Linked DNA regions of Mus musculus: region 1 is linked to region 2. The links are chromatin loops, found by intact Hi-C in ENCODE. Cell type or tissue: heart. All regions are shown on one strand. Links, peaks and the distances in the headings refer to the core of each region. The heading gives the core; the rest is flanking DNA.

What was found. Peaks named below come from ENCODE experiments on the same cell type or tissue, not always from the same donor. Only the 100,000 strongest peaks of a DNase experiment are listed, where the experiment ranks them.
Region 1: it touches region 2 in a loop (7-fold over the local background); 2 of 42 quality-filtered maps call a loop at or near these places.

The regions. Positions count from the first base shown.
Region 1 is chr1:188,798,121-188,813,805 of GRCm38, forward strand. Ush2a (usherin) reads left to right here. Exons shown (of 71, transcript NM_021408.3): 50 at 12,053-12,276. Among named protein-coding and RNA genes, the nearest start is that of Gm25269, 45 kb to the left of the region's middle. In heart, for the core only: a CTCF peak has its summit at 7,177 (motif pointing left); no DNase peak of the experiment used is centred there.
Region 2 is chr1:187,439,729-187,455,413 of GRCm38, forward strand. It overlaps Gm37896 (a long non-coding RNA gene), which reads left to right and starts at 8,142. Exons shown (of 3, transcript XR_865841.3): 1 at 8,142-8,368. In heart, for the core only: a CTCF peak has its summit at 8,604; no DNase peak of the experiment used is centred there.

The DNA.
Region 1 (15,685 bases), core at 4,055-12,054, 1.4 Mb after region 2:
CATAAAGACACACCAGGTTTCTTTTTTTGGAGCTGAGGATGTGGTTCAGTGATTACTAGCCTTTGGTGTTCTTGCAAAGACCCCAAGTTCGGTTAGTTAGTACCTGGGTTGTGGGGCTCACAACCACCTGTAACTCTAGCATCAGATGCCCTCCTCTGGTCTCCATGGAGATTGAAGCTTCAGACACATAAATTTTTGAAAAATACATTTTTAAAAAAAACCTTTCTTTATGAAGTTACCCCACCAAAAGAATACTAAATCAAAACAAACTCCTCCATAAATATATTTTTTCTGTATCCGAAGAATATTTCCTAATAAGTACTAATAGTAGACAAAATAATTAAAGTGGCATTGAGATATTAATCTTTTAATTTTTTGTTCTCATATATCTAATATTATTACGAATATATATTCTAACATTAAATTAATTTGCTAATAACAATATTAATAGCAAACATTACCATGAGATAAGGCCTTATTGTCAAGTGTAGTGTCTATTCTTGTGTACGTTGATGCCAAAGTTAATCTTTATAACTACTCCACAAATAGATATTTTTCTACTCATATTTTATAGCTTAGGAAAGGTGCACAGGCCTATCACTCAGTGGTAAATCACTTACTAGTATCTGTGAGGCCTGGAGTTTGATTCTTGGCACCACAAAATAATAACAATATTAAAATTAATGTGGCAATTGAAATGTGGGCAATAGAGACGTACCAGAGACCACACAGGTGATCCAGAATAGAGCCTGGGGTGGGCTGAACTTGCAGTTGGAAGGGGTGGAGGAAAGGAACAAAATTCAAAATGAATATTTATTCATAATAAGAAAATAATTATAAATATAAAAGAAGTCCAGGAAACTTCACTTATATAATCTAGTGTTGTATGCATGTGTGTATTGTGCATGTGTACGTGCCTGCATATGTATATGTGTGTATGTTCATGTGTACATGAATATGTGCATGTGTGTGAGTGTATGTGTGTGTGCATCTGTGTATCTGTGTTTATGTACCTATGTGTTTGCATGCATGTGTATAAACATGTGTGTGAGAGCATGTAAGTGTATCTGTGTGTATGTATGCATGTGTGCATGAGTGTGCACATGTATGTTAGCATGTATGTGAGTGTATATGTGTATCTTGTATGTCTGTGTATATGTGTCTATGTGTTTGTATGCATGTGTGTGAACGTGTGTGTGTGTGTGTGTGTGTGTGTGTGTGTGTGTGTGTGTGTGCGTGCTGTATGTACCCATGTGTGTTCATGCAGAGGTCTGATGAGGACATCTGTTGTCTCGCTTTGTCACCCTCTGCCTTATGACCGTGAGACTGGGTCTCTCACTGAACCAGGAACTATGCTGGCAACTAGCCCCAGCCAGCCTCCAGTAGAGTCTCAATGGTGTTGAGGTAGCAGGTGTGTGCTTAGCCATGCTAGACTTTTACCTGAGCGCTGGGGATTTGAACACAGTTCCTCATGCTTGTTCAGCAAGCACTCTTACCCACAGAATCATCTCTCCAGTATCCAGCACAGTTTTTAAAATATCTGTGTCCCATAATTCCTGGCGTCCTTCACTGTGATTTGCATATGATTTGCGTATGCCTTTTCATTGTCTGTCCAGCCGACCCTGGCACTTCAGCAGATTTTTATTGCAGTTCAATTTTTCCCTCTCACATGGTGATCACAATATCACGATTTCTTTTTAAATTGGTTGAGGTTTTGAAATGAGGTCTTAAGTACCCTGGCTCATTATTATGCTTCATAAACAGGTAGGATAACTGTCAGATTTGTGGACATCTCTACGCAGGATCTCCTTTGGATCAGAGTATTTCAGATCTCTGAAAGTGCTCTGTGGTGAGTCTCCTGATCTGGGGAGCTGACTGTATTAACTGTACTCAGTGGGTAGTATCTGTCTAAGCCACCAGTTCTCAAGTTTGGGGGTCACGACCTCTTTGGGGGTCAAACAACTCTTTTACAGGGATCACATATCAGATATTCTACATATCATATATTGAAATTACAATTCATAACAGCAGCAAAATTACAGTTATGAAGTAGCAATAAAAATAATTTTAAGATTGGTGGTCATCACAACATGAGGGACTGTATTAAAGGGTCATAGTATCAGAAAGGGTGAGAACCACTGGTGTAAACTATAATTCTCTCTACTTGACTCATGTTATCATCAATGTCACCCGCCCATCTGCAAATCAGCAAGTCTTAACATTATTGGGTTATTATATTTCAGATACATTGATTCAAGTCCCAATACAGTGTTCTATTGCAGTATTACTACTTTGGGAATGGTCTGAAATTCATTTCAATTCTCCAGTTGATGTCAGAAATATTTTAATTTAATACTTATTTTCATGTTTTACATGTGTATGCATGTTCCCATGTGTAGCGGTTGATATGCACAAATACATATATGCTGAGGCCAGAAGATAATTGTGGAAACCATTCCTTAGATGTAGTCCATCCACCTTTTTTTCTGAACAGGATTGCTTACTGGCCTGGAACTTTATATGTAGGCTAAGTCCTTACTCTTCAGTGCCAGGACTACTGTTAGTCCTGTAGATGGGGGGTGGAGGGAACATTTCTTTGACTGTCTGATTATGACAAGCTGTGTTTATAAATGCACAGGGGACCAGCCAGATGACTGCCTCCCCTAAGTTGGGGTGTCAGAGAGTAGCCCCTCACTGGTTTTTTTATGCAGAAGGATTAGGGCTGATAGAAAAGAGCTGTTGAGATGATCAGCTGTTAGCACCAGGACAGAAGAGTAGGAAACTCTGGGCTCAAGGCTGCCTGTGGGGTAGATACCAGCAAGAATACATCCTGATTAGCCCAGAAACGTAGAATACCCAAGATATAAGATACAATTTGCTAAATGCATGAAGCTCAAGAAGAACGAAGACCAAAGTGTGGACACTTTGCCCCTTCTTAGAATTGGGAACAAAACACCCATGGAAGGAGTTACAAAGACAAAGTTTGAAGCTGAGACGAAAGGATGGACCATCTAGAGACTGCCATATCCGGGATCCATCCCATAATCAGCTTCCAAACGCTGACACCATTGCATACACTAGCAAGATTTTGCTGAAAGGACCCTGATATAGCTCTCTCTTGTGAGACTGTGCCGGGGCCTAGCAAACACAGAAGTGGATGCTCACAGTCAGCTATTGGATGGCTCACAGGGCCCCCAATGGAGGAGCTAGAGAAAGTACCCAAGGAGCTAAAGGGATCTGCAATCCTATAGGTGGAAAAACAATATGAACTAGCCAATACCTCCCCCCCCCCCCCCCCGGAGCTCGTGTCTCTAGCTGCATATGAATCAGAAGATGGCCTAGTTGGCCATCAGTGGAAAGAGAGGCCCATTGGTCGTGCAAACTTTATATGACTCAGTGCAGGGTAATGCCAGAGCCAAGAAGTGGGAGTGGATAGGTAGGGGAGTGGGTGGGGGAGCATGTGGGGGACTTTTGGGATAGCATTGGAAATGTAAATGAAATAAATACCCAATTTAAAAAAAAAAAGAATACATCCTGTGGAAGGGGCGTCATCACAGGTGTTGAGGAGTTTAGCAAGACAAAGGGATGGGTATACATCATGGGGTTACAAGTTCAGCAGAGACTGAGAGACACAGTTTGCAGGATACATTAGGCTTAGGAAACAAACTTCATAACAATGTATAACAATGTAACTCCTGTTTCAGTTACATCCTACAAGCATGTGCCACCATGACATGGCTTCTGAGGTTCAAACTCTGGTCTTGTACTTACAAAGTAAATACTTTAGCTGCTAAGGCATCTCTTCTCCCGCCATTTTTTTTTCATTTTCTCCACATTTACCTAATATTTTTTCCTTTAAATCTTTCCCTCATTGAACCTCATTTAGTAGTCTATGAATTTTTATATCCTGGCTCTCCCTACATTGCCGCATGCATGTGTGCTCCAGCCTTGGCAGCTCTTTATGGGACTAACCGAAGCCCTGTAGGTCATCTGTGAGAATGAAACTGTTTTCAGAATAATACTAAGTCAATGTACACATTAAGGTTTTATTATGTGTATATGTTTGTTTATCTGTGTGTGAGGACCATGGGGATGTATGCTGTGGCTCAAAGTATGGAGAGCAGAGCAGCCTGCGTGAGTCCGTTCCCTTCGTATGCCATAAAGACCCCAGGCAACGAGGTCAGGTCATCAGACTTGGACACAAGCACCTTTACCCACTGGGTCATCTAATCCACCCCACTCTCACCCCATCTTGGGTATCTAGCAGCATTTTCCAGGTCCCATGTGGCATGGGTTACAGCAACAGAGAAGCTGAGGGGAGAATTTAGCTTCTGTCTGAGACACTAGGCCTTAAGCTGGCCTACAAAAAAAGTGTAAGAGAACGTTATTCTTCTCACAAATTTAGTTTTGGGTATTGGAAAATGTATTTATGCCACAGAAACGCATCTTTATATGAGTTTATTGTTATTTTTTAATGGATTTGATTCTAGGATAGAACACATCTTCTGCTTTAACCCACATGCACAAAGGTTGTTTTGGTTTGATTTGGTTTGTTTCCTTCAAGACAGAATCTTATCCTGTAGCCCAGGATGACCTTGGATTCCTGATCCTCCTGCCTCAGCCTTCCAAGTGATGGGTTTACAAGTGTATGTCATTAATCAGGCAGGTAGGCTTTGGTTTTTTCATTTTTTTTCTTTATTAGTCAACTGCCATACCCTTCCATTGAACAAACAAGAGTGTATTGAGTCTATATTCAAGAAATCATTCTTTTGGGTGTAAAAATGATTAGAATTGCATCCCCTCCCCAGTTTCTCGATCATCCGAGAGCAGTAGCATCCATGAGGCTGTGAGCTACTCCCCTTCTTGGACTCTTCTTTTCAATTTTTGCGAGTGTGTCTTAATTGTGGAAGCTAATGAGTTTCATTATGACTTTCTCATCCATGCATGCAATGGGCTTCGGCCATTCTCCTCGCCAGCCCCTGCCCCCACCCCCTTTCTCCGACAGTCTAATGCACACACATTTTTTAAGCTGAGAGATCATCGCGTTAAGCAGATGAAGAAAGCTAAATCTGGGTGCACCATTGTGTCAGAGTCCTGAACACTGAGTCAGGTCTCTCGGGAGACAGCTTGACCTGGTGGGGAATTGATCCCCATGTAAGAGCCCACACTTTGGCTTCTGAGAAGTGTATCATCTACACAGAGAAACAGAGGGAGACAGGTTTGAGCCAGCCCAGGATTTAGGTGAGTAATCCCAGAAGAGTGAATGTGATTGTCTTAATTCTGACTTTAAAAGGCTAGTTGCATTTGGGTGGCAGAGAAAAAAAAAAATCAAGGACAGAAAGAGAAGACAGAGCCAAAGTGCTAGAAAGGAGAACAGGGTCAAGGTCACTGCCCTCCAGGGCAGATTCTCAACCTTCTAGAGAATTCTTTCCAAGTTATGAACTCTCATCTTCAGTTAATGTGCATCAAAATCCACTCACACATACATGCATGTGCACAAGTACACACCCACACAAGCACTCGTGCAAATCGCCTGCCTTCTTCACACCCTTGAAGTCCACCCGTGGGCCAAGTTTCAGAATCACTTTCTTTTCCTTCCATGTGACAATGACAGATAACCAGTCAGGTGTTTCTTTTTCAAACGAAATCATTTGTATTATTTTTAATTCTATGCATGCGTGTGAGGGGTGTATACACATGCTTGCAGGTGCCTCTGGAGGCCATAAGAGGGCATCACAGGTAGTTGTGAACCACCTGGCAAAGGTGCTGAGATCTGAACTTGAGTCCTCTGCAAGAGCAGTCAGTACCCTAACCGCCGAGTCCTCTCTTGACCACTAAGTCCTCTTATCGGCAACCAGTGAAGAAGCCTTTCTCAAATTGTAATGTTCCTCAACTCCTCCCAAGCAAGACTGACATAGTTCTGGGGTGCTTTCTGGACACCTAACCCTGGTAGCCACGGTGGAGAAGACAGAGGCTCAGGACTTGTAAGATGAAGGAGAAAAATCTTTTTATTACTGTGACCTTCCCTTCGGACACACTGAAAACAGACAGGTTCTCAGCCTCCTCTGCTCTCTCTCTTTCTGGTCTTGCCCCATGGTTACGGCTGCTCACAGATCTGTTTCTGTCCACCCCGGCCACTCACCACACCTGCCGGACAAGGCTTGGATCCTACAACACAGTTCCAAAACCTGGCCTCTCTCACCGCCTGGCATTGTGAGCCTGCCACGACACCGGCCTGGCTCGTAAAACATCCCTTTATGTACTTTATGACTTAAACTCTTTTATTTGCCTGCAGGAGCCCTTTAACAAAATCACATTGAATTGACTTTCTCACACCAAATCAAATCTCCCTGGTCCCAGTTCAGTTGTCTTTGTCAATATGTATTTTATAAATGGAGTGAATTAACAGATGCTGTAGGAACGGAAGTGCTGGGGTAGCGTTTATGGTTTTTAGTGCTCTCTCTGGGCGGATGAGCAGTGTGGAAGCAGTATACAGGTATCTTGGGATGAAAGTCATTCCCTCAGATACGTATTCCTAACCATTTTCCCCGAATATATTTTAAATCTCTTTATTACACATTTTCCCTTAGTGTTTTGCGTATATGGTTTTATCATGTATGCTGTTAATCTTAGCTTAGACTTGATGTATCCCTTAACATTAAAAGACAAAATTAAAACCTTCTCTATCATTCAGAGAGAACAGAGATTTTTTGTTAGCCATGAACAAGATCATTCCCTGACTTTAGATTATGTTCCCTCATTTGTATTATAAATCAGGTCCATGCAGTCTTTGATAGCAAATGCTTCTGAAATTATTTCATAGCAGAATTCTGGGTTTACATGCTCTAGACTCTGCCTTGAGAAAAAGTAATGGGGCCTACCAGAAAAATGAATATTTTCTTTTAAGATGGAATTTATATAAGTTTTGCACAAAAGGAGAGGGGTGGTACAGAAGTCCAGGGTAGAAGATAGAAGAGCTACCTGGAAGAGATTGCTCCCAAAAAAGTCTCCATAGGACCATGAAAGTCTTTTTAAAAATATAATGTAATATTATATATATATATATATATATATATATATATGCACTAAAATGTATGGCAGTGGTTTGGGGAGCAGGCTTAGCTGTTAGCTGTTTTGTGGTGGTGACCATAGCGCCATCTACTGCTTATCCCAAGCAAGAATGCCCTTTTAAAAAAATTTTTTTAATCTTTTTTTATTTTTTAGTACTCTCCCCCAGTTTTCTAAGTTTGCTCTGAAGACACTAATTGTAATCTGTTTCTTCTCTCTTATGTGCCTGAAATGCAGAACCCCTTGTGCTAAAACATGTCGAATGCAAACTGAGGCCAGAGTTTAACATGAGGTTTCCGACCCAGGGCTGGTTTTCACACTTTACTGTTATTTTCTTGGAAGAATGGTGTCTCTTTCTTAGTTGTCTTTGGGGAATGTATAGCACATTTTATAGACTTAAGCTATTTATTAAAGCATCAGGTGTGTTGATAAATATTTCTTCACTAGTTTTGAGCATTAAGCAAATGCTGGTGCCACACTTGCTAATGTGATTCCAAGCGTCTTCTAGTTCTTTCTCCGTTGTCTACAATAGAATAGAAGCCACCCATCGGCTGTCTACACACTGTGAAAGACTATGCAATCCTGAAATATAAACATCTACTCCTGAATGTATTGATAATTTCTATGTCTTGTTCAAAGACACTCTCCACGTTCATACAAATGTGATGGGAGCCTTTGGAAGAACAGACCAAGCCATTAATAATGCATGGCCTATTTTGTTTTTCTTTGGGCATATTTAAGATTGTGACTTCTGTGTGTCAGAGTTCAAAAGTCAAGTGCTGTGGGTGATAAATTAGGCAAGGGTCAAAGGTTGTTGCCATGCCTTTCAGAAGCTGGCCTGTCTCTGTATTTGCGGCTCATTCATGCTGAAGTGATGCACCATGGGTATTACTACCAGGCCCCGCTCTGCAACATCTGCTCTCCCTAAGTGAGTTAGTGCACGTCAGACATCTTTATGTCAGAATATCACAGTGATGGATGCAGTCTTCAGAAAATGCTGCATAAAAATCTGGTGTGCCGTTCTGGCCATTAAGTGAAATTACTATTTAAATTAATGGCACTGTCATGGTTTATCTGTGCAAAGAATGAACGCTGATTAGAGTATTAAGTAATTAGCAATTTATCACACTGGAACAAGGTTGATAATAATTAAAGAAGTAATGGTTTACCAAGGAAACTAGAAAGGGAGTCACTTCTTGTTATGTGAGTGAAATCTTGCCTGAAAACTCAGAAAAGCCAAGATGCAGCCCTTTGACAAAGAAAGCATCGTTTTCTTTCTCTCTCTCTCTCTCTCCTCTTCCCTTCATATAAAAGCAGTTCATTATCAAAATTTTAGTTGACCTGTCAAAAGTCCCTCAGAGCGATCCGATGACTGATTAGGAGTTTCGAATTAGGTCAATGTCTGCATTTTGATTTCATACTTAAAGCACGGTGAAGCCATGCAGTAATTTGAGAGGAGAGGGGAGAATTATTCTCCTCCCTAAAAGGCCAGTTTTCAGATTTTGATTGCTCCTTAAAATGGAAACACGAATAGTTTTAAGAAAATTACTAGAGGAAAAAAAAAGTGACAGTCAAAGATCCAAGGTTGTGTTTAAATGTCTGATCCAAAGGTGTCAGAGAAGTGATTCTGTGTGTGAGAGAAGCGATGTCCGTGTGTGTGAGAGAAGTGATGTCCATGTATGAGAGAAGTAATGTCCGTGTGTGAGAGAAGCGATGTCCGTGTGTGAGAGAAGTGATGTCCGTGTGTGAGAGAAATGATGTCCATGTGTGAGAGAAGTGATGTCCATGTGTGAGAGAAGTAATGTCTGTGTGTGAGAGAAGTGATGTCCATGTGTGAGAGAAATGATGTCCGTGTGTGAGAGAAGCGATGTCCGTGTGTGAGAGAAGTAATGTCCATGTGTGGACAACACAGAACCCAAGCCCATGGAGTCCACTTTCATTTTCCTGTGTCGAGAACACACATCTATAAGTAGGCATTTTGTATGAATAAACCTGTCTTTACCCACATAATTAAGACTCAGTCTACAATGAGAACCCTGCTGTGCATATTTTATTATCAAGAACATGACCCGGGAAGGTTAATAAAAATTATTAATATCATAGTTTACTTTCAATTACTTTGAAGAGTTGTCATGCCACATTTAGGTCAGCATGATACATCAAAACTCTATAATGACCAGTATCTATTATTAGTCATATAAGCGATTTTTAAATATTTAAATCTTTTAAAGTATAAACAGCAGTGTGATTGACGGTCCTTCAGAGCCTTAACTGAACAGCATCTTCCTTTAAGGGACCCACCACACTGAGGTCTACTGGATGATTTAAAAAATAAAATAAAAAGGCTTCAAAAATCTTTGGTCTGTTATCAAGAATGTTGTTCCTAATAGGGGTGTTTGTACAGGACCAGATTAAACAATTCAGGACCCAGAACACTTGGAATTTGAAGTTCTTTGCGATATCACTCGGGACTAATAATAAACAAACAGAACTCTAATTAAAATGAATCATTCATCAGGTTGCGGCACAACCAGATGCAGATTCTAATAAGACAGCATGGTGACATGCCATCTACACACCCGCATTTCCTGCACAATCTAACCCCAGAGGTGCTGTTTATTTAACTGGCGCCTTTATGTCTGAGTATATGCTAGGTTTCTTCCATGGCAATAAGTGGTAGGTATTTGGTCAGTAGGAGAGAAGTCTATTGGTCCTCCAGGTGTATGTTTGTCTCCCTTTAGGTACAAGAGTCAGTGATTCTCCCTGTAAGGCCTCTTTCCCCAGCCTGACAACCATGCCATCTGACAGAGCTGAGAGTCAGTGATTCTCCCTGTAAGGCCTCTTCCCCAGCCTGACAACCATGCCATCTGACAGAGCTGAGAGTCAGTGATTCTCCCTGTAAGGCCTCTTTCCCCAGCCTGACAACCATGCCATCTGACAGAGCTGAGAGTGAGTCCGGAAAATAGTGGTTGGCTGCCATGCTGTTGCTTTTCGGGGACCACAAACATGTTTGACTACTTTCTTTGAGGTGTGTGTTTGAGGTGTGTAGTGTATGTGTGTGTATGGTATGATATGTGTAGTGTATATGTGTCTGTGCATGTGTGTGTGTGTGTATCTGTGCGTCTGAGTGTCTGTGTGTGGTATAGTGCAGTGTACAGTGTGTGAGAGGAGATTAGAGAGTATGGTGTGTGTGTGTGTGTGTGTGTGTGTGTGTGTGTGTGTGTGTGTGCGTGTGTGCACATTGTGGTATGTGTGGTGGGTATGTGTGCTGTGCTGTGGTATGAGTCGTGCAGGGAGATGGTATGTGTGGTGTGATATGTATGATGTATGATCTTGTGTGTGTGCTGTAGTATGGAGGGTGAGGGGTGTGTTGTGTGGTGTGCTATTTGTTATGTGTGTGCATGTTGTGGTATGTGTAATGTGTGTAGTGTATGTGTGCTGTGGTGTGGAATGTATTGTGTAGGGGGATGGTATTGTGGTACGGGTGGTGTGGTATATAGGATGTATGGTTTTGTGTGTGTGCTGTGGTATGAGGGGTGAGTGTGAGTGTGTGTGTGTGTGTGTGTGTGTGTGTGTGTGTGTGTGTGTGTGTATGTGGTATGCTTTAGTGGGCTAAGAATTTTACACAATGGGTTCTGATCATGTTCAACCCCCTCCCCCAACTCACCCAATTGTGTGTTCTTTTTTTTGTCTTCTTAAATCCATCAAGGCCAATCAGTTCCCCTAAATGTATTCTTGGGTGCCTGGCCTTCCACTGGAGAAGGATCATCTCACCAGAGGTCACAGCCTTAGAACAGAGCTGACCCCCCCCCAACCCCCAGCACTAACAAGTTCTGTTCTATCCTCAGCAGTGGAGAGACTTCCTGACAACTCCTCCTCCATCGTGGGATTCGGGGTGACTTGGGCTTGCACAGGATGGTGTATGATGTCAAAAGCAGTAACCACTGTGGCTCACTGCCCTGCTGTTTCCTTGTAGGCATCCACAGCCTCTTACAATCTTTCTAGCCCTCATTCCACAGTGGTCCCTGAGCCCTGGAAGGAGAACATGGGGAACATGGGAGCATGGGGCTGAGCATTCCGTGGCCTCTTAACTGTCACATCTTGGCCAGTGTGGTCACACAGTGTGGTCACTCACTATTGTCTTTACTCATGTGCTCTATTAGAGGTATAGCTGTTGAAGTTTGAATAGCTGTTGTTGTCTTGTCAGACATGGTCTCGTGTACCCCAGAATCTCAAGATGGCCTTACACTTACTGTGTTACTGAAAACAACTTTGTACTTCTGATCTTTCTGCCTCCACCTCCCTAATGTTGGCATCACAGAAATGTACCACCATCTGGTTCCCACAGTACAGACTGGAGAGCAAATACCGGCTAGCACTCTGCCAACTGAGCCATATCCATGACCTGGGTGTATGTACCCAGTCGCATTTTGGGAGAAAGGAAGATTATGGCTGTTTCAGACTTCACAGGAGCACAAGAGGCAAATGCTACACCCCAGACAAAGCCAGGCAGAGGCTTACGCAGCCCTTACCAAGAACTACTCATCTGGGATGTCACCACATTTCCCATCTCCCTTGTGAATTTCTAGAGCTTTCTTTCTAGGACCTTTTACTCTAGCTAGCCAACTTGTGCAACATGATGTTATCATCACAAAAGGGACAGGCAGTTTTGACAAAAATCCGATCTCTTTTTTTTTTTTTTTTTTTTTTTTTTTTTACTGGAGTGTGGGCAGCATCTGGCCCAGCCGAGTGATTTCCGAACAGTTCCTCTAGTGTGTGTTCATTTCCTAATGAGTGCCTGGTGCTCTGGTAAGAAGGACCCTCATCGCACATCTAAATCACCTTGGTGGGGAAATGTTACCTTTACGGTGGCCCCTTCACTGAAACTGCCCAAGTCTGACGTTTTTATACCAAGCTTTATGGCTGCCTCAGTTTTCTTCCCTCTTTTTATTTGATATTCATATATAACATTTTATTGTTGCAGGAATGCTGTGTTGTGGGCAGGATTATGTGAATATGTCAGAGACCATATGCTGTTCAGCTTCCAGTGGAGAGTCTAAAGCACATGTTAGAAAGGATGACCCCACACCAGTGAAATGCTGCGGCACTGAACTGAGTCCAGAGAGCCAGCGATGCTGTGATGGGGTTGGATATAATCCTTTGAAATATGTTTGTTCTGATGAGATTTCAGCTGGAATGGCGATGAAGGTAATTGATAGAAAGCCGCTTGGAGGTGCTGCTCTGGCGGTGGAAAGAGAAACACGTTGTTCATAACTATTTTTCTAAAATAGGAATATAAAAACTCATGTGTGCATTATTCATTTTTTGCATTCTATCCATATTAATACAGAATGAGTTTGTCATGATTGATGCTAGCGCAGTGAATTCTAAAGGAATTCCAGATGATTAGCTGTTCTCTGAGAAGCTCTGCCCAGCACTTCAGATGAGTAGAGGGCTGGAGGTGCGTGCTCCCAGACCGTGCACCGTCCTCCCTGCCCCTCATACAGCGCCATTTATAGCCCTGGGTGCTGTGACTGCCAACTGTGATGCTTCATCGCAACTGTCAACCCCCTGTGAATTAGAATTCCTGAGACTCACACCTCTGAGTGTGTCTATGGGTGTGTTTTCCAGAGAAAATGACTGAAGATGTAACACTCATTTTAGGGTGTGTGGGGGCGTGTAGGCAGCACGGTTCTATGGGATGGGCAGATGGTGAGCTGAGTAGCAGCCTTCATCTCTGTTTCCTCAAGTAAGACCTGTTCTCCCTATCTGACTTCATGAAGACGAGCCTCTCTGTGGGCTTACGATGATTCACAGTAAGCCTGGTGGTCTCTGAAGCCTTGAAGATGGAGCACATGGCCTTGCACATGACAGACAAGCATTTACACTGTTGGTAGGCTGCATCCCCAGCTTTCAAATGATGAAGGGGAAGGTACCATTTTGCCCTGGAGTTCACCACTTCCCTTCTGGGGAACGCACTTTCACCAACGGTTTAACAATTTACTGTCACTTTTGTGTTAGTTCCCACCACTTAGTTGGCCCTGGCCCCCTTTAATCTGTCCACATTTTCTTCCAGCTCTTCCCATCCGCTGATGAATTTCTTATCTACCTCGGTGAGGTGTTGCTTTCAATTTATGTTTTCACATTTCGATTAATTTTTTTAACAATGAGAACCATTTTATTTTAAGGGACTTTTGGGGCTTTGGGAGACTATATTTATGATTTTGATGGTATTGGTAAGGTCCTTTTTGTTGGTTTGCTTTATTTTTCAATGGTGTCATTTGTTTGTTTAGCACAACCTTGGCCCTTCTTTTCTTTGCTCTACTTCTGCTTGCCGGAAGCCTATTCATCTTTAATGTTTTGTAATTGCTTCCTTCATCAGAGGCTATCTGAGGACTTGCTGTGCGTGGTCATTCGTGGTCTGTCTATCCGTGGGAGGAATGGCAGAGTAGTCACCAGGCAGCGAGCTTGTTTGCCAGGGAGTTGGTGGGGTGACTGAGAATGGTAACCCGTGTCCTAGGCCTCTAGGCCAGGCTGGGAGTGGGTTTGCGGAGCTGCCTGCTGTGCAGAGACTAAGAAGCCACAGGAGAGCTCCTGCTCAGAGCTCTGAGTTTGACTTCCCCCTTTCCCTTTCGCTATTTTAAATCTGGGTCCCGACTCTGTCCTTCCACTGTGCCCTCTCTTCTCCTCTCCATCTCACTGGCTCTTCCTCAGCTTGTCTCATTCTGGCATGCACTGCCAGCTGCAGCCAGTAACAGCACACACACACACACACACACACACACACACACACACACACACACACAGAGCGATGACACCCTGTCTTAGGACCCACCCCTGGAGCCACCCACCCAGGGAGCCACCCACCCAGGGAGCCATCCAGGGCAAGTTTTCTAATTTTTCATGCCATACCAAAGACCGCTACCAGACACATGCTCCCCTGTTCTCTATCAATCCTGCCTAACCACTAAGCCAACCCACACATTTAGAGTTTTGTTGCTTAAACAGACTATACTGGAGTAAAAAAGTTCATATAGGTGATGACTCCAAAGAATATGATTTTCAGCTTTGTTTACATGTTAATTTTTGTATGTGTTTGTGTGTGTGTGTGTAGTATATAGCATGACTTATGTGTATACATTAGAAAGTGATCACCAAACAATTTAGTATATGTGTAACTTTCCAAAAATACCAGTTTCTTTCTGTTTTTAAGTTTCTGTGAGTGGAAGAAATGCTTCAGACCTGTCCTTTTAGCAGCTGGATTTTCTTTGGTTTGCTTTGCTTTGCTTTGCTTTGGTTTGGTTGGTTTGGTTGGTTTGGTTTGGTTGGTTGGTTGGTTGGTTGGTTTGGTTAGTTGGTTAGGTTTGGTTAGGCTTGGTTTGGTCAATTTGGTTTGGTTTGGTTGGTTTGGTTTGGTTTGTTTGGTTGGTTTGGTTTGGTTTGGTTTGGTTGGTTGGTTGGTTTGGTTTGGTTGGTTGGTTGGTTTGGTTTGGTTTTATTGGTTGGTTGGTTGGTTTGGTTTGGTTTGGTTTGGTTTGGTTGGTTTGGTTGGTTGTTTAGAAATGTTCATATCATATCCAGTATTAGTTAGGCAGTGTTTTTCCAAGCAGCATCTTAGAAAGCAGTGTCACCTCCTAGCACCTCACAAACATCACACTGGGACGGGAAATAAAAGACTCTTGGCTGAGTTGTCCTTGGATACTCTTCCCACTGCCATATATATATATATATATATATATATATATATATAATCAGATTAGAAGGCCTCTGCTAATACACATGGGCTTGGAAAATGGTGACTTCATAGCTGGTCCTGGGGGATGAAGGAAGAAGTGTCTCTGACCAGCACAGCTCCTGCCTCTACTCTGGGCAGCTGCCTCCCAACTTTGACTGTTTCCTTAGACTTCCTTGTTTTATTTCCTGTGTGTAATCTGCTTGTTTGCTGTCCTTTAGATGGGCTTTACACAGAGAGGATGATAAATGCATACTTACTCTCCCCATTTTTAATGGAATTGCTGCCATGTTTTTCTGAAAAAAATGTTATTTTGATGAACTTAGAGAGAATAATTTACCCTTTCATGAAAGAGAGAAGAGAAATCAAATTTTAATATGAAAACTGTTTAAAGCCCATTTATTGCTTATATACAGGAATGCAATGTGAATCTGTGTTGTATGACTATTGCCCTCTCTATGGCTCCTATAATCTACAATGATTAACCCCTTAATTTCCTCAGATTAGAACATTCATCAGTAAGTGTAAAGAACCTAGCAATCCCTCAGAGAGAAGATTAACAACTGTAAATAATTATAATGACAAATGTAATACTTAGCTGTCCAAAAACTACGTATTGAGGGTCTAGCTTGGCTCTTTAAACTTTTGCGACATTTATTTATTTGTGTCTTGGGGTCAGGGACACCTTTGTGCCATGGAGAAGTCAGAGGACAGCTTTGTGGTGTTGGTTCTCTTCTTCTTCTACACGGGACCTGGGGATTGAACTCAGATCTCCAACTTGGCGTCAGAAGCATTTATGCACTGACCCGTCTTGCTGGGCCCAGTGTCAACCTTTCTTACAGCACTGGATCACAGATTCTCAGAGTCCCATCTTTTTTTTTTTTT
Region 2 (15,685 bases), core at 3,858-11,857:
AACTCCGGATCTTTCTGGACAGCTCCAAGCTCCCTGGCGCCGCTCTGATTAGATGCTTTCTACAGTCCCCCCGTAGTCGCCATGTGACAAATTCGGTCTCTCTTGCTCTTTTCTCATTTCCTTTGTGCGGTACTGGTGCGGAACCGCCCAGCACAGACTTCATTTCAGATGACTTTATTTCCACCAGTATCTTGGTTAAGTTGCAAGGACTACCACATCTGAAGCACTTCCTTATTTGCAGAGTCCGTTCTCGAGTGTAGGAACGTGGGCTCAGCATGTCCACCCTGTCGTAAGTCTCTCCCTGTGATTCCCTTTTCTTTGAAGTGATTCACATAATAAACTGGACCATACAATTTGTCTTCTTAGAACCAGGCTGTGTACTAGAGACCTGAACAAATTAGCGCTAAACTGTGCTTTGGAAGTGTATTCGGTCACTTAATTCATACAAAGTTTGAGATAGTTCAGGTTACTGGTTTGTCTTAATAGGATAAGAGAAAAATTTGAAGCTTGGATAAAAAAGAATTGAAGCAAAGAGCCTGATTCTTGCTTGTTTGAGATGGGTTTTGTTCTGCCACCCAGGCTGGTCTTGAACACACATTCCTCCAGCCTTGTTCTAAAATGAATGAAAACAAAAGGTGAAAACGGCTTTGGTCTGCTGCCCCTGAGCTCTGCCTACAGTCAAGCCAAGCTCTTCTTGTTCCCACCAGCCAGTTGTTCCTCTATCATCCATCATCGAAAAGGTTAAAGAACCCATTCTATGTGATGGGTAAAGTGAGGATGTCAGACGATCTGTGCCAATGTCACACATACTTCCTCAGCCTCTGTGTGTGCCAGGAACTGTGCAAGACACTGGCTAACTGAAGGCTGAGGATAAGTGACAAGTGACAAGGAGGGCCACAAATAGGTCTAAATATAATAACTTTGAAAGGTGGGACCCAGATGGCAAGACTCAAATTTTAAAAGTATAAAAGTGTCAGGTTAAGTGAGTGAACAGTTCTGCAGTGCACCAGTATGGGAGGGAACCAAAGATTTGTAGCTGAGATTCTAGTGTTATGAGCAGGCAAGAGATGAGGAGGGAGGTTTAGGTGGGAAACAGGGTGAGAGGAATGACAAGGGTCTAGAGGAGGGGTAACTAACATGGAAGATGTTTGAAGAAAACACAGGGAACTTGTAAGTCATGTGACTTGATGGTAAGGTGTACTGCTGAAGAGATGTCACACCCAGCAGTCACATGACACCCAGCAGTCACATGACATGGAGAAGCCAAGGAAGCTCCATCCCTGCTACTGATTCTCACAGAACTGGAAGGTGTGTGCTTGGTTAAGTTGTGTGCTGTGTGAGGGCATCTCCCCTAGCTGTGGACCTTGAAAATTGCCGTAATGACCAAGATGGCAAGGCAGGACCATGGATATAATAGCGGCATGAACGTTATAAAGGTACCCAACTCCTTTCTGGTTGGATTTAAGGCCTACTCCATGGAAGAACTCACATTCCTGGTACTGAAAATCTAACCAAGAACCTATGACTGGGGAGCTCTCAGGCTCCAGAGTTGAACCTACTACTATACTTCTGCTAAATGGACATGGTATCAAAATTTGTGTCTCTCTAAATTTGCATCTCTCTGAATTTGTATCTCTCTAAATGTGTATCTCTAAATTTGTGTCTCTCTAAATTTGTATCTCTCTAAATGTGTATCTCTTTAAATGTGTATGTCTCTAAATTTGTATCTCTCTAAATATGTATCTCTTTAAATGTGTATGTCTCTAAATTTGTATCTCTAAATTTGTATCTCTTTACCCATAGACTAGGACAATTCTCAGTCCTCCTCAGAGAAGTTTTTGTGCAGTGAATGGTAGTTAATACAGAGACTCACAACTGGTCAAGGTGTAGGAATAAATGTCTGTCGAGAACTCAGAAACAATAGGAACAGCTTTATCAAAGCCCCTCAAAAGATTGGGGGCCCATCATGGTACCCCAGTGGGAGCAAAAATCTTAAGAAGCAGAGGTAGAGTGATTTCCTGGTTGGATATAGCTCTGGTTCACTGCCTAGCACTGGGAAAAAAAAAAAAAGACAAAACAGAAAGTAACTGCTGTGGACACAGGCTTTTCTAGAGTGATGCAAACAATGAAGAAGACTCAAGCTCTTTGAAAGGGAAATCACTTCTGTTTAGCTACAAAGAGGGGTCCCACTGTCCTCCTAAGAAGAGGTCCGTGCAAGCATGCCCACTGTGGGGCTCGTGATCAGCTTTCTGGAAAAGAAGCAGGCTGTGCTTAGTCACTTCCGAGGAGACAGGCAGAAGAGGGGACACAAGCTGGCAAGCAGTTATGGGAAAGTTAGGCAAGCAAGATGATTACTAGTGCCCTTGAGAAGAGGACCTTCAATAAATACTTATTTCTCTGGAAGGCAAAATACATTCATTCTACTCAGGGCTCTGTTTCTAGCTAAAAAGAAGTCTTGCACAAATGATTTCACTTCAGTCAACACTTATACATTGGCAAGTCTGAGAATAAGGAAACCCTGTTATTTCTATTTATGGAATATATTTTCACCGTTACAGCATGGTGTAAAGCTATAAATGAATGGACACACTATTCGTTTACCCAACACGTATTTCTTGGGTGATAGAATTTCTACCAGGAACTGCGAAGTGTCTCTGAATAAGGCAGACAAAGCCCAATCATGTCATTGTCAGTAGGTTTGGGGTAGGGATGGGGACACAGATAGGCAAATCAGATCACTCAATATGACAGTCACCAATCATATATCAAGTGTCACTAAGCCAATACATGAGCAGACAAAGTGTTTGTGGTGTGTGTATGTGTGTGTGCACGTGTATCTACATGTGTATTGTGTGTATCTCCGTGTATATGTTCATGTATATGTGTACACATGTGTGCATATGTATGTATGTAATAGAAGCTACTTTAATTATTATAATCATGGAGATTCAGTCTGAAGAGATGACATTTAAACTGAAACCTAAAATTGAGAAGGAACCTCCTATGTGCAGAATAAACAATGCAAAATAATTTAAGGGAGGGAAAATAGAAAGTTTGAAAGCAGCAAGCCAAGGTGTCACTGTAGTGAGAATGCTGCGCACCACGAGGGAAGCTTGTGAGATCCAAGGATCAGTCCCAGTCAGACACGAGGAATCTCCAGAGGTCAAGTTTTTAATCACGCAATAGTGGTGTGAACAGAGGCTAAAACAAAATGGCGGCAGTTGGGAGATGGTAGAAAATGATATGACATCTTAACAGTAACAAGAAACGCTACTCAGAAAAATTCCTTTTCTAAAGCAGTGTTGGGAGGCACATCTACAGACCTTCATGAATGGAACACAAGAATAACTCCAATGAGCTCCAATGGAAACAGATCTGAGAAGCCCTTCAATAGATATGTCCCGGAACACTGCAGAAAATGTCTACCCATGTGGACACAGGAAGGCAAAGATGGAAGAGGGAAGTAGAGACTTTAGAGACTTTTAAAAACTGTTTATTGTGTCCAGTGAGTAGACTACAGAAAGAAACCCAAATTACTCAGCTCCTACTCAGTCCTGTTTTGATTTTGGTTTTGTTTTCATTTGATAGCACGAGGCTCAAAAATTCTATAAAACGAGAAAGTCAGGGGAACAACATTAAGGGCTGGGGTCATCTCTTAATAGGTGAAGTGCTCACATTGTAAGCATGAGGACCTGAGTTTGATCTCAGAATCCCTGTGAGACAAAACAAGACCAAGCATGGTGGCCCTTGTAATCCCAGTGCTGGGGGGACAGAGAAGTATCAAGTGTGATGACCGATCCCTGAGCATAGCCCCAAGGATACCGATTTGATTGGGCATGGGTCATACTGGATACAAATCTGATTAGACTTGGATCTGACTGGACATGGCTCTGGATCTGCAGTTTGGGGACATGTCAACGCTGCCTAACTCTATGTTCATGAGATACCGCTTTCACTTTCTGAGTCTCCTTTAGTCTCATCTGGAAAAGAATCGAGAATGGTGTCAGTGTTGGTTGCTTGCTGCATAAAGTGTACAAAAGATTGTAAAAGACAAGGTGAGCCAGAGCTCTGTATGACCAGTGGAGATAGTGAAGATGACAAGGACAATAACAATGATGAAGATGCAGGGGGATGAAGATGAGGCTGTGATGATGAGGATGATGGTGATGACATATTATTAGTTCGGAGCAATTTTCTATATCTATTCTTAAAGAAGATGATGAAACTTTATGATAAAAGATGAAAGAAATGAAAAATCCTTTGAGAACAACGTTTTATAAGAACATTCACATCTATTGTGACAGAAACGACTTCAATAATGCTACTAAGAACTGGTAAGCAGGAAGTACTTATTTGCGCTTGATTTCTAGATCAGCACAAGCAGTAACACTACAGGTCATTATACAACAGTGGTGTTTTACCAGGGTATGGCTTTTCCCCTGCACTGTGGGACCTCAGTAGCTTGTTTCAACATTTCGGCTTCCTCTACACAACTGTTTGATCCTGTTGCCTGTCCTGAAGTTCAGTGTTGTGTGTACGCAGGTGCGAGGTGCAGGCACACATGTGCACAAGGAGATTAGAAAACATTCTCAGGGATAATTTCTCAGACAGTAACCTCCTCTAGTATGTTTGAGACTGGATCTCCCTCTCACTGTATGCTGGACTGGCTGGCCAGCAAGTCCAAGGAACCTACCTGTCTCTGTCTCCCCGGTACTGGGGTTAGAAGGGCAAGCCACCATGCTTAGTCTTATTGTTTTGTTTCGTCTCACAGGGGTTCTTGAATCAAACCTAGGCTCTGGTGCCTGAAATTTGCGCACTTCACCTATTGAGAGATGATCCCAGCCAGCCCTGAATCTTGTTCCCCCAACTTTCCTGTTTTATGCAATGTCTGGGGCTAAGAGCATCACTTCTGGAGACCTCAACAAGAGGATTGCTGAGGACCAGTGAGGAACTATTCTGTGCTTCGATGATGTGTTGTTAAAACGATTGCTGTGGGAGGTTCTAATGAGCACCTGTTCCCAAAACTTGAGGTCATTGGGATGTTCTGAACAGTAACACTGGGATAGAGCACATATGTAAGACCCCACTTGGAGAAGCCAGTTCTTGAATAAGCACTGTTTGCCCCACCTCAACAAATCTCTTTCCACAACACAGAATCATCCTAGTACAATGCAGGGAGTGGGGTGGGTGTGCACTACAATTTAAGAAAGTCAGGGGAAGGGAGTCTGGCATTTCTTGTTAATTTGATAGTTATTTCTTAAGCAAACAACTCACAGGCATTTGAAATGAGTTATTTATTTTGCTTCCGATGGCCCTGTCCCTGAACAAAAGCAAATGTACTATTAATTCTCATTTGCAACACTACTTTGATTTCCAATTCCATCTCAATTTACTTTTATGCTTTGTGGTGGTGTGTTTACGATGGAGAGATATTATAATGAGGGAGATTGCATTGTATCAAACCAAAGGTCTATATGACATCATTTCTTTTCTTTTCGGACTTTACCTGTCTTTTGGTAAAGTTTCCCTCGGTCTTTAATATCACTAATCTGCGGATAGCTATTTCTTTTGGAAAGTTACCCACCCCTTCTCTTTTTGCAAAGGACCTCTGCGTATTCCATTAACTGCTAGATTGGTTCCACAATGTCTTCATAATGGCTTTCTGCCTCCTGGGAGATTTCTCTCTATCTTATATCCTTAATTAATAAGTTCTTTACCAATTGCCACACAATAATAGCGTATTCTTTTAAGCCGAGAAAATGTGTTGGTGCTTGTGAACTTACACTAGGACCCTAGCCTAGAAAACCTCAGTTGGTGCTCCTGATGGAAATAACAGTGGGTGTTCTGGTCCTAAGAGAGGTGTAGAGCACAACTGAGCCCACAGCCTTCATGTGAGCTTAGGTAGTGGGTGAAGACAACTGGGTGTCAAAGAACAGATAAAAGATGAAGATTAAGAGCACCACTTCTGGAGTCCTCAAAGAATGATAAAAATACAAAAATAAGGCTACCCATCTCTACTCATAATGCATTTCAAAATATGACTTCTCATTCTCTGGAAAGGTATAATCCAAAGCACCTTTGCCCATTTCCATCACACGATTCATCCATCCATCCGTCCATCCGTCCATCCATCCATCCATCCATCCATCCATTCTTCATATGTTTTATGTATGTGAGCTTTAAATTGACAGTGGGGAATAAGATAAAATTCTCACTTACAGAGAAATGTTCTATGTTGACTTTATTTCAGAATGACCACATGCATAAGAGAGTATACGATCAGGAAAGTACTAGTTGAATATTCTTCAGATGCTGTAGACGACACTGCACTAAGAAGACTTGGACACTATACTGTAATAGAATGTCAACCTGAAATTTTTCAGAGAATGAGGGTTATCCCAAGCCGTAAAATGAAATGTCACCACACATTAAGGTGGAGGAGGAAACACATTAAGGAATGAGGGCTTGTTAATACATTAGAAGTGTTAAGTTTTAGACAATTCTAAAGTATTAGGAATTAGAGCGGGTCGAGGAAATTGTTTGGTCTGCAGGCGAAGAAGGAGAATGAGGGTGCTTTCTAAGGTCAAATGCCAATGAGCAATAACTGGACCTGCTATGCCACCTAGTCCAGATGTGGCCTCCTGAATTGCCAAATCACCTGCTTTCTTTGCATTTCCTCTATGCTAGACCTTCCTTGTCTGGCATCCACACAGTTGAAATGGCCAAATTCTCGACTGTCTTCTCCCAGAGCCCATCCACTTCTCCACAGGTATCTCTGAATTATCTGCTTCTACAGGAGCATGCGTTCCTCATATTATGGTATTCGGGTCAATAGGGCACATCATTCTTAAGCCCCCTGGACTGGTCCCGAACGTGTCTATCTAGATTCTCATGTTTTATTATGAATTCTGTGCGTTAGCCCCTAGCTGTTATTTCACAGAGCAGCCCTCTCTATGAGCTGGCTTCCTTCCACTCTGTTGCCACCCACCTAACACATGCCAAGGACTCTCCATGCCAAGGATGATTGCTGGAGCCATTTGCTTATATAAATATCCTTTATTCACTAAAATGAATGACCAAGAGACACAGTTCTATTAAACTGCACAAAGGCCTTTCACTTTTTTTCATTGTCTATTAAAATTATGTCCATTTTTCAAAGCTTATCAAATGCACGTTTGTATTTGGTGTGGCCTTTCATGAAAGTTTCCCTATGGCTAAAGTTCATTCTATCAGCATGTGTTTATTGGCCACAACTATAAATGTCTGGCTTAAGTGATATCTATAGCAATGATGAACGTAGAACCAGGGCATGTGTGAGAGCATGTGCTGTTGCTCCGTCATTTTGGTGTCATTCTTCCTTAGCTGATTTCCTGAATGTTTCATTATCTTCCAGATTAATTATACAATGTGTGTGTCTTGTGATATTTTCCATTAGCAATACTAATGACTTTCCATGAACTCCAATTTAACCAACACATCAATCTACCACTACTCACGTGTCCCCAGCTTAGACATGACGCAACTCCAAGACCGAGCCACCAGCTAACTTCTCCAAAGCTGTGAACGTGGAAGGTGGTATTCAATAACTGAATATATGAACTGAAGCTTTCACACAACCATGAGGATACGTGGTGGATTTTAGTGCTTTTTAAAAACACAAATAACAATTTACACAATTCATTTATGCCAAAGTAAGACCTAAGACCTATCGCTGGGGACAGTCCAATGCAGGAACTTGAGTTGGCTAAGCAACTCTCCAGCAAGAAGACCTTCATTTAGTGCTAGAGTTGCTTGCTAGAAGAGTTATAAAACTCCAGAGGGCGGTGGCAACTCCACACCACGAAGTAAATAACAGCAGCCATTTAATTACGCACGTTGCGGAGCGTGAGTGGTGGGTCTCGTGAGGTCTTTCATCCTCCAAGGTTGTGCTCCGGGCGCCTTTGCTCCCTTGCTTCTGGGTTGGCCTATAATTCATCTGTGGATGATTTGCAACGCTGAGAGAGCTCACCTATCTCTGTGCTCTTACGGAAAGGCAAAATATCCTCAGGAAAAATGCTGCCTCGCCAAGGAAGCATACAGATAGTAAAGACCGTCAAAACACACAGGAAGGGCTAAATCCGGATAAGGAAGGATGTAATTCCTTGAGCTGGAATTTAGACCGCAGACAAGGATTCTTGCAGGAACACTAAGTTTCCTGCCCTGTGGGAGGTCCGAAGCAAACCTCTGGGACCAGACTGCCTTCAAAGGCTGAGCTCTGAGTTTCCTTTAATACCTGGCATCTTTGGTCTCTTTTGCGGAAGTCTAAGTTCTCTCGAAGAAAATCCTCGCTTACCAGAGGTTCAGCTTTATGGATGACTGAACAGTGGAGGTAAAAGAAAAGATTTAAGAACTGGCAGGGTTGTGAAAGCCAGCGTGTATGAGCGGGGGCGGGGTGGGGTGGGGAGGAGAGAAGGAGGAAACCTCTTTTAGAGGCAGAGACGCTATCCCCAGCATCCCCCAAGCAGCTTGTAGATGGGTTTCTTCTGTCTTTTCATTTCTTAGGTACTCTGAGCCTGGTGCTTAGTGATTTCGCCCACACTGCTGCAATGGAGTCACTAGGCTGTAGGGGGAGCTCCTGCCTCCTTGGTGAATTCCGAAGGCTTGGAAGCTGCTTCCAAAAGCATTTAATAGGTGGCAGGGCCTCAGAGGCCCACAGCTGTCCCCTGTCAGAAACGCCCTTTGCTGCTCTGCTCTCTTGGAGAATTCCATTTCTTTCATGTTGGGCTAAAGCAGCCTGAGACGTCTTAAGGTGAAACTCAAACAGTTTAACAGTTACTCATGAGGGTCAGGTCGATGGGGGTTGGATGGAAAGGGGAACAGAGAGCTATGGTTTTAATGGGGCTAAATTTCTCTTGTGGGGAGATGGGAAAGTTCCAGAGACTCATAGTGGGAATGGCGGTCACACTACAAGATGAATATGCTCAATACCACGAAGAGTGTGTGCAAAAAATGGCAAAATGGTAGATTTTTATGGTTCATGTTACCGCAGTCACAAATGTGGAATCGAAGAGACTCAAAGTCTAAACATGTTGGTGGATTAAAATACCGGACTCCTGAAGCAAGGCTATGCTAGCACGCTTAGGGACAACTTTGGAGGCTTGCAGATGGGGTTGAACCTCTGCAGTCAAGCATCCTGCAAACTGAGCCTCTGTGGGAAACACTCTTGGAGAAAGCCGAAACTGCAAATGGGGAACCTGAGCCCTTCAACACGCCTGTGTAAGGCTCTGCCTCCTTATGTGTGTGCATGCAGTACAGGTATGTGTGTATGCATGTTTGAGTGTGTGCGAACACAGATACACGTGTGTGTTTACACGTGGAAGCTCACTATGGATGTCCAGAATCATCTCTAATCACTCTTACACCCTAGTCAATGAGACAGGATATCTCAATCAAACCCAGAGCTGGCTGATATGGATTGTCCCTCTAGGCAACTAGCTCTGGCGCTCTGTTTCCATATTCCAGGACTGATATTACATGTGAGCCCTCATACCTCCGAGTCACTTACGTGGGCTCTGGGGATCTGAATTTCCATCCTTAAGCTTGTATGGCAAGATCCTAACCACTGAGCCATCTCCTTAGCTCTGCTCTCCGTGTCTGTAGCTCAGCTTCCTATACCATAATCTCCTTAAGTATCCTTCCCTAAGCCCCACCAGGACAACAGAATGACTAAGCTTCAGATGTGAATGTGGGTCAGCTAATGCAAAGAGAAGTCAAGTTTCTTTGCAAGGTGGTCAGTGATAAACGGTAGGTAGCGAAACCAGGGAGCAAAGCTGAGGGAAACCAGGGCCCAGAGCAGAACTGTACCCCAATACTGTGCCTCTGTAAACCAGAAGCATGCTCTCAGAAGATAACCCTCAGCCTCAGACCCAGGTTAATGAGGCAGCTCTACTCACTCTTGTATCTGCTTATATTACTCTCACTGATAAGTAGAACCATGCGTGTCAAGGCCTTTGGTCACAGAAATCTTACATTAGTAAGCCTTGGGGCTGCACACTTGGCTCCGGCTTGGAAGGTGTTGGGGTTTCCTAGACACAGAAGATTCCTGTGATACAACCCTCTACCCTTAGCTCCCTCTGGGTTACCCTAAGAACAGGTACCATGGCTCTATTTCATGTTCTTTGCCCTAAAGGCAACCCGGCAAGACCTCTAACATGTGCACCTGGCACTAAACCAGACCTGAAACGGGGGCTGCTAAGACCTGCTGAGAACGGAGAGGAAGAGGAAATTTGAGGATATTCATCCTCCTCTATCGGGCCTCCCCTCTCTTGTTTTGAACTGTCCAGTTCACAAATTGACCAATCACATTCCCACCCCCACACCCCTGCATTCTAGCCTGCCACACTCACCCAAGGAGAAGTTCTCTGTAGGTACTTGGCAGTTCTAGAGAACACAGGCTTAAATAAGAAGTAGCCTGGAGCACTGCAAAGACCTAACAAGACAGAAATACTTGATTCTACTTCCAGCCCAGCCCCCATTGCACCTTGACCTTCAGTGGGTCACTTAGACAGAATCTTTTGTTCACTCATCCATTCGTTCCTTTGTTTGTTTTGTTACAGTGACTCACAATGTAGCCCAGGCGAGCCTAGAATTCACTATCTTCCTGCCCCAACTTCTCCAGTGAGATTAAAGGCATGTGCCACATGTAAATGTGCAGAGTAAATCTTTCAAGTGTGTTTTGTTGTTGCCAGTGTTTGGTTTTGTTTTTCTTTTTTGAGACAAAGTATCACCCGGTAGGAGGCCAGGCTAGGCTTTTTTTTCTTTATCCTCCCTCCCGAATGGCAGGATGATGGTATGTATTCCCATGCTGGGTTTGAATGTTGTTTTGTAGTCAGATAACAGATACAGACAATTGTTGGGATCACAGTGAGAAAATTTTGTCAGCTTTTCTAGAAAACTGTCTGAGGAAAATGCACACCACAGCGCCTGGAGATTATTCTCCTTTGACCCCCAGCAGTGTCAAAACTTTGGGAATTATCACTATAAATATGCAGTGGCTGGCCTCTAGGTACTGTGTCCTCTGTCCACCTCACACTGTGATGTTCCTATCAAGGTGTCCTGTGACTGCAGATGGAGTCCTTAGCTTCTCTAAGCTCAGATTTAAATGCTGCTCAGATTCAAATCCATCTCTTCCTCCTACTGAGCTCTGTCACCAAAGCCCATTGGCTGGGAGGAAGCTCTCGGGGCTGTGCTGCCTGCTCTGAGAAGCCCTGATCTCCTTGCTACCTCTGAGCTGTCCGCTTGCTGCCTGAGGAGTGAGTTCTTTCTGTCAGGTCAGTTATCTCTCAGGACCACAGCTCTGATTGCATCTGACATTGCTACAGAGTAGAGGTTGCTTCCACCGTAGTATCTTGAACACTCAAAAGGCTCTGAACTTGTCGGAGGAGCAGACAGATGGTGCTCAGAGACTCCTCGGAGCTCTCTCCTACCCCATGCGTGTCCTAGCCTCCGCTGACACTCCAGTACCTTCCACCATGTTCTCAGTTAAAAGGATACTGATGAGAAGGTGACTCAGTGGTCCCTCTGATGAGCTAAGATTCATTTCCCAGACCCACAAGATATAGAAGGAGGGAACTGACTCTGGCAATTTGTTCTCCATGTGTATGTACATAGTGCCCCAACACCCACAAATAGAATCTAAAATAAGAGACATGCCTTATTAGTCTAGTATATAAACAGTCTTCTTAGGTCAGATGGGTGGCTCATACCTGTACTCCTACCACTGGGGAGGCTGAGGCAGGAGGATTGTTGAGAGCTGTAGGCTAGCCTGTGCCACATAGTGAGTTTCTAGGCCAGCCTAGACTGCATAGTAAGATCTTGACTCAACACCTCAGAAGTAAATCACCTCAAATATACAAAAGCTGCAGCTAAGTTCATGTTATACGGGACATTTTAATGAGTTTTTGAGACATTTTTGAACCCTTTACCTTTGGCAATACCAGTTAACTGTTTTGTGGGTTTTGAGTTGTTTCTTACACACCCAGGGAAGTCCATGAGAACAGCTACCATGCTGTATTTTGTAATCAGTGAACCCTAGAGTTTAGGGTGGCACATGAATGATAGCTACAATCTGTAAGACTTGGAGAGGGGAGAAAAAAAACCTTCAGAAGTACGCATCTTATAGAGTCTTAAGAACTAGAGCTGCCCAAAGAATGCTCTTAATCACGCTATCCAACTTTCCTCTCCTTTAGATCACAATACTCAATGTGGAGGAGGGAAGGGCAATCCTGAGCTTTCATTGGGCATCTCAGCAAACTACCTTGGTCTGACAGCTCTAGAAATTCTATTTCGTTCTTTTCTGTGTCCCCAGAGGCAGTTCCGTATAAGGTGGCATCGACACACAACTCCAGAGAATGCAGCTGATTACACACCAAACTTTATTAACCAAAACACAGAGGGTTTACATGACAGAAGCAACTAAAGGGAGAGAGGGCTTATTCTGGATCATAGTTTGAGAAGACAGTCTGTCACGGGTTGGGGGAGGCATGGAGACCAGGAGTGAGGCTGCTGGTCACAGTACATCTGCAGTTGAAAAGCAGAGAGAGGTTTGTGTTAGCCTGCTTTCTCTTTCTTATTCTGATCAGGGACCTAAACATGTAATGTTACCATCCACACGGCAGGGGGCGCGCTTCCTACCTCAGCTATCCAATCTGCATGCTCCCTCACAGACATGCCCAGGGGATTGCAATCTAGGTAATTTTAAATCCCGTTGAGCTGCAAATCTATATTAATTGTCATAGTCACCCATTTTGGGTTTTCTTCTGGGTTAAAACACAGCCGACACATGTCCACCATAGAAAGGAACACACAGAGTGAAGTCATTTCTGCACACGATCTCCCCCACAGCACAGCAAGACCCACTGAGGGATAGCTTTAAATTTTCGCTGATAACACTCTCAGGCTAACCCAGTGCCTGCCATGACAGGAGTACTACACTTGTTTATGAGTGGGAGAAGAACAACGGCATAGCGGACTGTCCTTCAAAGCTGTGCTGCAGCGTGTGGGACCTTCTAATCCTCTCATCTCCCAGATTCGATTGGCACAAGAGGAGGTAAGGATCATTAGAGTGACGGGCATGCCTGCAAGAGCATCGCCCGCTCTGCCCTACCCATACACTTAGGTTTAACAAGGGAAGGAAGTGTGAGAAAGTGCCCGAGGAACACGATGTGCAAACGGAGAAGGAGAAGATTAAGATGAAGGAGGCTGTTTTCTGGCATGAAGACCTGTGCTCTAAGTGTGGTTGTTTATTACGAATGTTGGATGCACCAAATGCATTATCCAACCTTCAAAATGAATAATTTACAGTGGGCGCTCTGCACTGGGTTTGAAGGCAGCAGGGTGATCCTGGAAAACAGGCCTGAGAGTGCATCTCAGGTCGAGTGGGGGTTGGGAGTGGATTTTCAATGTGAGTCTGCTGATGCAGATTCTGACTGTGAATCTAGATGCGAATTCTAGATGTCAGGCAGCCCCCACAGAGCACCCCTTTGTTTGAATTGTGATGTCATACATTACGGCCACTGTATCTTTTATCCAGGTACACAGGCTGATGTAACCTCCAGCTGAACCCTCTGATGTCATGAGCCAAAATGGATTCTTTCTACCTTAAATTGTCTCAATTAGATATCTGTTCACATAATATGACACTTTTCTATAAGAATCTCATAATATATATGGAATTATACATAATATCATCACAGAAAAAATTAGTATGTATTAAATGCATTTTCTTAATTTTAAAAAATGATTTAATTTTGTTAGTAATTTATTTGTGTGGAGGGACACTTGTGCATGATTTATGCATGTGTGACATGTGCACAAGTCTAGGTGAAGAGGCCAGAGAAGAATATTCGATGCTTGGCTGTATAACTCTTCTCCTTATTCTTCTGAGACAGTGTCTCTTACTGAACTTGGAGCCTGAATTCTCTGCCTAGATGGCTGGACAGCAAGTCCCGTCTAGTCTTCTGTCTCCACCCTGACCGGTGCTAGGGTTATAGAAATGTGCAGGTAGGTCTGGGTGTGTTGAAACTTGGGTCCTCGTGCCTAAGCAGGACACATTTTCATATAATAAACCACCTCCCAAACCATCTTAATGCTTCTAATTAGACATTTGTAAGAAGATCAAGTGATGGAATGCACTTCAGGCTAAGCACCACATACATGGTAGCATGAGTGTGGGTGGGAAGCCCGGGGAGTCTTTTTAAACTTTGTCAATATGAGAAGGAAAACACTCATGCAAAATAAAAGCTGGGGAGCTGAGAATGAGGCTCAGTTGGTAGAGTGCCTGCCTAGCACGAAATAAGCCCTGGGTTGAGCCAGGTGTGGTGGTGCACGCCTTTAGTCCCAACACTCAGGAGGCAGAGGCAGGCGGATTTCTGAGTTCAAGGCCAGCCTGATCTTCAATATGAGTTTCCAGGACAGCCAGGGCTACACAGAGAAACTCTGTCTCGAAAACAAAAAACAAACAAACAAAAAAAAATTAAATTGGTTTAATGCTTAGCACGACGTAAACTGTGCATGGTGGCATATACCTGTAATTCCAGCATGGAGATGAAGGCAGGTGAATCATGAGTTCGAAGCCATGCCTGGCTACATAGTGAGCAGCCTAACTCTGTCTCAAGAGATAACAATGTTGAAGTAGCTGAAAATGGTATTCTTAATAACTCCCATTAAATAGAGGTCTAATGCACGATGAGAATTCTTGTAAGAACTATACAACTAGGACTCCAATTCAAATTCCCCAAGGACTAAGCTATTATTCTCTTTAAAGTTATTGTGTATGTGTGCATTAGTGTTTTCCCTGTATGTTTGCCTTTGTATGAGGTACATGCATACAGTATTGCCAGAGGCCAGAAGAGGGCGTCAGATACCCTGGGACTGGAGTTACAGCCAGTCCTGAGCCAGTATGGTATCTAGGCTGGGTTCTTTTTAGTAGTGTGCAACCAGGGCTTTTAATCACTGAGCCATCTCTTCACCCAGGAAGATCACCGTTATTGGGACATAGATGTTCGAAGTAGAGAAACTAGTAGTTTTTTTTTTAGCACCTCTTCTTCAGAGAAGATACGGTTAGGAAACAGGAAATTTAAGGTCAGCCTTTAGATGAACTCAAAAGGCAAAAACCACCTTGATTGTGCAGGTCAGCCCTACTTTAAAAGTCTTGCTCCTCACCCAGTCCAAATATGTGTATATTTGGGGAGTTCCACCATCCTTGATAAAACCATAAGCCCTGGTTCCCGGCATCCCTCAGCGTTGCTTATTTTTACTGATCAGTTTTGGAAACATTTAATGAGAACAGGATGATACGCAAAGCAGCCATGGTGGAGAATTTTAAGAGTGGACATTTAAAAATTTTTGTCTTCAAGGCAATTTTCAAATATGAAAAGGTATAAAAAGAGATAAAAACTGGGAGCAGAGTGAGGTGCGGGCAAGGAGCAGAAGCGCTGAGTAAGATCTAGGCAACTTCTCGCTTCCAAATCGGAACCCTTGGCTCAGGCACGGGCCACTTTTAACTACTGTCTGAGTGTACAGCCCAAGACAACTTTTACCAAAAAGCCTGGGGCAGACAGACTGGGTGGGCTGCTGCTAAATCCACAAACCCCATGTCTGGCCCATCAATCCAGGGTGTTGTGTCTTCCCAAGATATCTCAGACAC